Regions from separate parts of the Homo sapiens genome. Here all the other regions are linked to region 1. A link is a contact called in ENCODE Hi-C or POLR2A ChIA-PET data. All regions are on one chromosome and are shown on one strand. The core of a region is the stretch at or near the end of the contact, and the rest is flanking DNA. Distances in the headings are between cores, read along the strand shown.

Region 1 (2,517 bases), core at 9-2,508:
CAGCACTTTCAGATTCTCATGTGTCTCGACTGTTCAAGCAACCCTGCATTATCCACTCTCAGGAAATTACTGGTGGCAGCAAAGTTCAAGTGCAATCTGAACCTACAGCCCACAGCCAGCACTTTCAGGTTCACCCTGCCCATCAGTAACGTCAGCAGCCATTGCTACCAGCTCAGCTACTCCCATTTATTGAGCAACTCCTGAGTGCCAGGCAATGTGCAAGAAACCTTATTTATTTATTTATTTATTTATTTATTTATTTAAAGTAATAGCTTCTTGTAAAAAAAACTTATATTTTAGGTTTGGGGGTACACGTGCAGGGGTTGTTATATAGATAAACTTGTGTCATGGGGGTTTGTTGTAAAGATTATTTTGTCACCCAGGTACTAAGCCTAGTATCCAATAGTTGTCTTTCCTGCTCCCCTCCCTCCTCCCACCATCCACCCTCAAGTAGGCTCCCGTGTCTGTTGTTCCCCTCCTTGTGTCCATCGGTTCTCACCATTTAGCTTCCACTTATAAGTGAGAACACACGGTATCAGGTTTTTGGTCCCTGTGTTAGTTTGCTAAGGATAATGGCCTCCAGCTCCATCCATGTTCCTGCAAAGGACTTGATCTTGTTCTTTTCTGTGGCTGCGTAGTATTTCATGGTGTAAGAAACTTTATATACCATGGCTCTGGTTTTATGCCAACCCTGCAAGGTAGTTACAAAGAACCTCATCTGACAGCTGAGAAAAAAAGGCTACAAAAACTCATACTCTGAATGAAAAGTTTTGGACAAGAGGACCCAGGTTCTTTTGCACAACTCACAATTCAAAAATGCATAAAATATTGCTTTTGGTGATAGAAATGGCCTTTGCTGCCTTTTTTTTTTTTTTTTTTTTTTTTTTTTTTTTTTTTTGAGACAGGGTCTCACTCTATCACCCAGGCTGGAGTGTAGTGTTGCAGTCAGGGCTCACTGCAGCCTTGACCTCCTGGGCTCAACAGATCCTCCCACCTCAGCCTGGCACGCGCCACCACGCCTAATTTTTGTATTTTTTGTAGAGATGGGATGTCGCCATGTTGTCCAGGCTGGTCTCCAACTCCTGGGCTCAAGCGATCCTCCTGCCTCGGCCTCCCAAAGTGCTAGGATTACAGGCGTGAGCCACCGCGCCTGGCCTTCTGCCACTGGCTAAGCTTAAAATGCGCGATGTGTTTCTCTCTTCCTGGGTTCTGTACCTGAAATTTGGGTAGCTGCCGCCAGGTGGCGCCAAATCTGAGCTTTATTAATCCAAGGGACCAGCTACACTTTGCCAGAGCCCTCAACTGATCTGACATCACGGTGCATGCTTCCAGACTAACTATGACATTTCTAGCACAGTAAGCTCTTTATTAAAATAGCAGACATCCTTGCTTCCTTGAAAATCATTAACTATTAACATCTGCACGTCTTTCTAAAAAGGATACACTTTACAGCAACCGGTAAAGAAATACAACATCTAGGTATAACATTAAACTTTTCTTACTAAACATTATTTTAAACCGCTGCTTATTCTAACTTCACCTGTTCTGAACACAGATGCTCTTGGGAAATGGATGTGTTCAGACCCTTACAGCATTTGGAGTGATTAAAAGCCATGCATTTCTTTGCAGTTATCTGTGCAGATGAAGTTAAAATGTATCAGTAGCTTTGTTTAATGCCAGGTTTGTTCGAGAATGTTTTAAGAATGTAAGCCCTTTTGTTTTGATTGTCAATGCCCATTTTCTCATAACTCATTAATTTCCCTCTATTTCTTTCTACATGGGTAGATTATTTTCTTTTTCTTCATTCTCCCATAAAAGGAGAAAAATAACTGCTCATATATGCTTCATGTCCCAGTGACCTCTCATGGTTATTTTTCCTAGTTTGGATAGTTCCTACACAGGAGTTTTCTTCCTCGTTCTCTTTTCTTTGAATTTTAAGTAGGGTGGCCAATTTGCACTAGTTTGCCTGAGAACTTTTCCATCCTGTGTCCTGAGTATCCCATTAGTCCCAGGCAAAGCAGGATGGCTTGTGACCCTAGCTTTCGGTTAGAGCAAAAGTTAGCCTACACTGAATTTAAGATGCAGATTCAACTTCAACCACTGTAACAGGCTTCATTGTCAGTCACAGACCTATTTTTCATTCATTCCTTCAGCAAATCCACTCTGCCATCCCAAATCCATCTCAGTGACTCTTAACAAGTCCATCTTTCATTGCAGGTTTTTTGTTTGTTTGTTTGTCTGATTTTTAAGGTGTAGTCTCGCTCTGTCTCCCAGGCTAGAGTGCAGTGGCGCGATCTCGGCTCACTGCAACCTCCACCTCCTGGATTCAAGTGATTCTCTGTCTCAGCCTCCCGAGTAGCTGGAATTACAGGTGTGAACCACGACGCCCGGCTAATTTTCATATTTTTAATAAAGATGGGGTTTCAGCATGTTAGCCAGGCTGATGGCGAACTCCTGGCCTCAAGTGATCTGCCGGCCTTGGCCTCTCAAAGTTCTGGGATTACACGTGTGAGCCAC
Region 2 (2,517 bases), core at 9-2,508, 450 kb after region 1:
AGTCCAGGCCATTTGTGCTTTTAGGAAATAAATGCAGACGTTTAGAAAAGTGTATCCGCGCAGCTTGCCACAGCCTGCCGGGAGACCTTTCAAAGTAAGAAGACCTAAGACAGAGCCCATCAGCTTCGGGAACCAGCAGAGAACAGTGTGGTCAGGGCCGGCCTCCTGGGTGTGCTGCCTGGCAGCCACAAGGGGCTATGCACTCAGAAGGGACCTGAGCTTGGCTTAATGCTCTCCTCTCACTGTCTAGAAATGCTTCATCACCTGAACAAGGGGCCTCGCATTTTCATTTTGCACTCTGTCCGCAAACCACGCGACTAGTCCTGACCAGGATGACAGGACTGTGGAGCAACGTATTTCCTGTTTCCCTCTCCAAGGCACAGAGCCATGCATCCCCCTAGGTGTGGGTAGGTACACACGCATGCGCACACATGCACGCACACGCACGCGCACACACATACACATATGCACGCACACACAAACATGCACATGCATACACGCACATACACACGCACACACACGCACACACACAAATACGCACACACGCACAAACACATGCACTCACAAACATGCACACACGCACACATACACGCACACACATGCGTGCACACACACGTAGACACACACACATGCACACACAAACACGCGCACGCACACACATGCATGCACGCAAACCCATGCACACACACGCACACGTGCACGCACAAACACATACATGCACACGCACGCACAAACACGCATGCACACACCACGCACTGAGCTGCTGCGTCCCACCAACAAAAATTCCCTTCCACCTAAAATTCCAGAAGTCAAAGTCTACAAGTAGAGACTGTAATCCAATCCCAATAGAGCACACCGTAACTCCTAGAACGCTTGCTGGGGAGCAGGGCCTCCTCCAGGTCACCTGCCCTGCAGTCCACCCAGCCGACAGACACTAAAGCTGATGCAGAAAGGGTGGGAAGCCTGAGGACCTCCGTGCAGCCCCAGCCTCAGCGGCAGGGAAGAGCAAGGTCTCACTGGAGACCCCTGGCGCGCTAGGCTTGAACCCTAGGCTCGCCGCGAGCTTCCTTCCCACCCAGCCTTCGGTCTCTGCCAGGCCCACATTCCTAGCTCTGAGTCCGTTTTCCTGTCTTCCCCTACACCCCACATCACCAATAACTCCTTCTGCGATCTACACAAGAGCAATGCCTAGCAGCTGCGGTAGGTGGAGCCGGCACCTTGAAATCTGCCAGTGAAAACAGCGAGTTTCCTCCTCCTACAGGGAGACCCTCCACCCCCGCCGGTGACAGTGCACAGAATGGCAGCGGCTGCTGCTCACCCAACGCTGCAAAGCCACTACACCCTTTCTTTGGTTCCTGTCTGCCTGAGGCCCCCATTCTGTTTAGATACAGGAACGGCAGGAAATAAGAGATTTGAGTTAAAAAAGAGAAATGCAAAAGCGAAGAGAAGCAGAGTCGCACAGGAATGTTATTCTTTCAAAAGATAAAAGTATAAAACCAGAACTTCTGGAAGAAGAAAATACGCATTCTTACCACTGCCTAAAAAGAAACCTTAGTTTCTGGTTAATCCTCAGGAAATATCAGAGAAATGCTGATTTTTTTTTTTTCAAGGCTGACCAAAAAGTCCACTTCTGAACACAGCTTTATCTGGTGGGCTTTGAATACTAAAATATTCATACTAGGCAGATGATAGTAACAATATAGGCTGGTATAGAAAATCGAACAGAATCCTATTAAAACACAACTCACAAAACACCCCTGACATCCAATAAGGGGAAACTGACCCTGAAATTTGACAAGCACACATAGTGTCAGAAAAATTATGATGTGGGTGTAATATGGCTCCCCCAGGGCCAGGGTAAAGAGGGTTCCTTTGAATGGAGGAACTGATTGAGGCTGCATGGAACTAAAGAAGTTATTGGGAGGTGGATATGAACTCTTTTATAAGCGTTGGGTCTTATTTTAATGACTTAAAGTTAGTTTGCCATCAAAAGCAATGGCAAAAACCGCAATCACTTTTGCACCAACCTAATCCAATTAGGCTTGCTTGAATGCCACCAAGGCAGGCCCGTCCAGCTGCCGCCCAGCTTCTAGGAGGGTGGCCTGGACCAGGATGGGGACTCCCTAAATGAACAGTGCATTAACTACTAAGATGTTTCTGAGAGATCACAACCCAGAGATGGACTGTCTAGTGTGTCTTGGTGTCTGGGTTTTAATGCTCCCAAGACAGACAGCTGTTAGATGTCTTCTGTCTTTCATGTGGACTAAGTTTCCATGCCTATCAGGAATAGATTTTTTTTTTTCTGGCTCCTACAGATATAAGGTTATGTATCTTACTTGATCCTGATGAAATGCAGACATATCCTGGATCTGATACAGTGCAGGCTGAGGAAACAGGAATTCTAGAACTTTCCTTTCCTCTAGCTCAAATAAACTGTGTTCCAAGTACAAAGAAGCAGGATCCAGAGGAAGCTGTGGGGCGCCATTAAGTTGACCAGCCAATTACTTCCTCCGTGTC
Region 3 (2,517 bases), core at 7-2,506, 270 kb before region 1:
CCTTTCACAGTATGACGGTTCCAATTTCTTCACATCCTCATATCATATTCTATTTTATGAGTTATCTCTAGATGGGTATTATTATTCCTCTTGGGTTTAGCTCCCTGAGGACACAAACTGTCCTAAGACTATGATAATAGTAATCATAGAACCGTGCACATGGCAAGTTCTGAATAAATCTCAGCTGTTGGATATACTTTTTGTTATAATTACTAACACTTCCTAACTAGAGAGTAAGCCTACTCTAAGAAAAAATATAACTGTAATTTCACAACCTCCAAAGAACCCAGTGCATAAACAGCTACCATTTATTAAGCACTGACTGAATTCTTAGTAATATGTCTTCATTTTTTTCAGATGAGGAAACTAAGATTCAGCTTATTTGTACAAGTAGTTAAAAAGCAAAGCTGAAATTCAGACCCAAGTTCTCACTGTATCATACTGTCCAAAAAAGAATTCTATTTTTCAGGAAGAGACATGTCTGCTCACTTGAGGTCCTCTTATTTTTCCGCTATTCCCCAAAGGAAAGGGGTGATCTCTTAATTCTTTCGTTATGTCCTATTGTACATAGCATATAATGGTAATTCAGAAAAATTACTTCTAATTACATAAATTTTCACAATGGTATAGTGACTAATACGCTGAAATAGAAAAGTAAGGCATTGTTATCATGGTCTAGTTCAGTCTTTATTGCGACTATATCTGATAATATACGGTAAGCATCTAACCACTTGCCAGGGGCCACAGAGCCACAGGGAGACTATGTCTCGCTTAAATTCCCAAAAGTGGGCCCCTGTGCTTCAAAACGTCCCCGCATGGGAACCACAAAAACGTTGCCTCCCCAGTTATCACCCCAAGGGCCCAAGAGCCGAGGACTCTGCCCGGCGTCCTTCAGCTGGCACCAGCTGTCAGAAAAGCGGAACTGGGGACGAGGACTTTGCCCCTAACCAACATGGCCGCCCTGAGGCTTCGGGCTTCGGGCGGCAGAAGGAAGGTCACGTGAAGAGAATTCCGTTCCTTTATTGGCCCCGTCTCCTGGAAGGGCGGGGTACAATAACCCAACCGGCGCCGGCCTTAAAGGGGCCACCGTTGGATCTGCCGGTGGCCGGCCCTAGGGGCTGGGGGGGCGGTCGCCGCGCCGGGCTTCTGCCCCTCCCGCGCGGAACGGTGACGGGCGGGGCTGGCGCTGGGAGGCCGTGTCGCTGGGAGACTGCTGACAGCCCGCCGCCTGCCGCCGCGCGATTCCGAGGGGGTTAACGGCGGAGCCGCCGGCCGGGCGCGGACCGGAGCGCGTGAGGCTCCGGCGCGCAAGCCCGGAGCAGCCCGCTGGGGCGCACAGGGTCGCGCGGGCGCGGGGATGGAGGACGGCGTGGCCGGTCCCCAGCTCGGGGCCGCGGCGGAGGCGGCGGAGGCGGCCGAGGCGCGAGCGCGGCCCGGGGTGACGCTGCGGCCCTTCGCGCCCCTCTCGGGGGCGGCCGAGGCGGACGAGGGCGGCGGCGACTGGAGCTTCATTGACTGCGAGATGGAGGAGGTGGACCTGCAGGACCTGCCCAGCGCCACCATCGCCTGTCACCTGGACCCGCGCGTGTTCGTGGACGGCCTGTGCCGGGTGAGGACCGCGCCGGGCGGGCCGTCGGGGCGGAGGGCGGACACTTGTTGCCCGAGGAGGCGGCGCGGGTCGCAGCGCCCAGTCCCGGCCGCGCGCGGGGCGGGGAGGCAGCGACGTCCCCCGGGCTGCTCGGCCGCGGACCCGTCAGGGCTGGGGCGTGGGGACGGCGCCCCGAGGGTCCCGGTCCCCTAGCACCCCCGGGGCGCGCGGAGCTCACTGCAGAGTCCCACAGGCTCGCCCCGGCCCCCGTGTGCGCCCAGGCTGGTGCGACTAGGGGGGTGAATTCGCTCCCCAAGGTGGGGCAGCGCCGCCGCCCCCTGCGCTCTCGCCATCGCCCCGCATTTACTCGCTGGAGGAGGGGGTCACCTCATTCCTAGGGAGGAGGAAACAGACATTGAGCGGCGACGTGACTCAGTGTTCATAAATAGGACGACGTCCCTGCATTCCCAATCTGCACTATTGGAAGAAAAGCCAATGTTTGGGTGAGGATCCGTGGTTGCTCATTAGCCAGCGGCTGGCCAGTTTTGGTGGAATTGTGTTGGGGGGAAGGGGACCATCTTTCAGACCTTTAGGATATTTAGTCAAGAACCTTGCCCCCTTGTGTGAAGGTGTGGCTTGCCGCCATCGGGGACACCCAGTACATGGGGAGTCGACTCCTTCCCCCGCCTCCCCCCACCCCCGCAAAATCCACACAATTTAGACACTTTGGAGGGTGAGGGGCAGGTATGAGTAATCAATAATGGTGGTGGGGAGGAAGAATTTATTTCAAATCTGCAGTTATTGTGCAGAATAAAATGTGGACAACGTGGGCGTCACAGAATGAAACCGGTCTTTGAGAGATGCCCCATTAGGAGAGCAGCTGTCAAAAAAAGCAGTGCTTTCAGCGCTTGGCTGTGGGTCCACAAATG

The links. A loop is a pair of places that touch in the nucleus more often than their neighbours do. ChIA-PET counts read pairs that join two places held with the same protein, here RNA polymerase II (POLR2A). Pooled maps may share reads with other maps.
Region 2: a pooled map shows a loop between it and region 1 (2.9-fold over the local background). The contact joins two enhancer-like sites. A Hi-C loop is called at or near these places in 5 of 50 pooled maps. POLR2A ChIA-PET finds 5 or more read pairs at or near these places in 4 of 52 experiments (BJ, K562, OCI-LY7 and 1 more).
Region 3: a loop to region 1 is called in a pooled map, with 2.9 times the contacts of the local background. The contact joins the promoter of RCAN1 here to the enhancer-like site in region 1. A Hi-C loop is called at or near these places in 1 of 168 maps with a recorded cell type or tissue (CD4-positive, alpha-beta T cell) and 4 of 50 pooled maps.

What each region holds. Positions count from the first base shown.
Region 1 is chr21:34,346,817-34,349,333 of GRCh38, reverse strand. No RefSeq gene overlaps it. Among named protein-coding and RNA genes, the nearest start is that of KCNE2, 16 kb to the left of the region's middle. Within about 2 kb of position 1,258, at least 2 of the 41 ENCODE cell types and tissues checked have a DNase peak (open chromatin) inside an H3K27ac peak, as active enhancers do.
Region 2 is chr21:33,893,637-33,896,153 of GRCh38, reverse strand. ITSN1 (intersectin 1) reads right to left here. Exons shown (of 40, transcript NM_003024.3): 40 at 1-2,517. Among named protein-coding and RNA genes, the nearest start is that of ATP5PO, 21 kb to the left of the region's middle. RefSeq lists enhancers at 99-684, 685-1,271. Within about 2 kb of position 1,258, at least 4 of the 41 ENCODE cell types and tissues checked have a DNase peak (open chromatin) inside an H3K27ac peak, as active enhancers do.
Region 3 is chr21:34,613,852-34,616,368 of GRCh38, reverse strand. RCAN1 (regulator of calcineurin 1) reads left to right here and starts at 1,256. Exons shown (of 4, transcript NM_004414.7): 1 at 1,256-1,609. The coding sequence starts at 1,358. RefSeq lists silencers at 1,022-1,451, 1,642-1,741.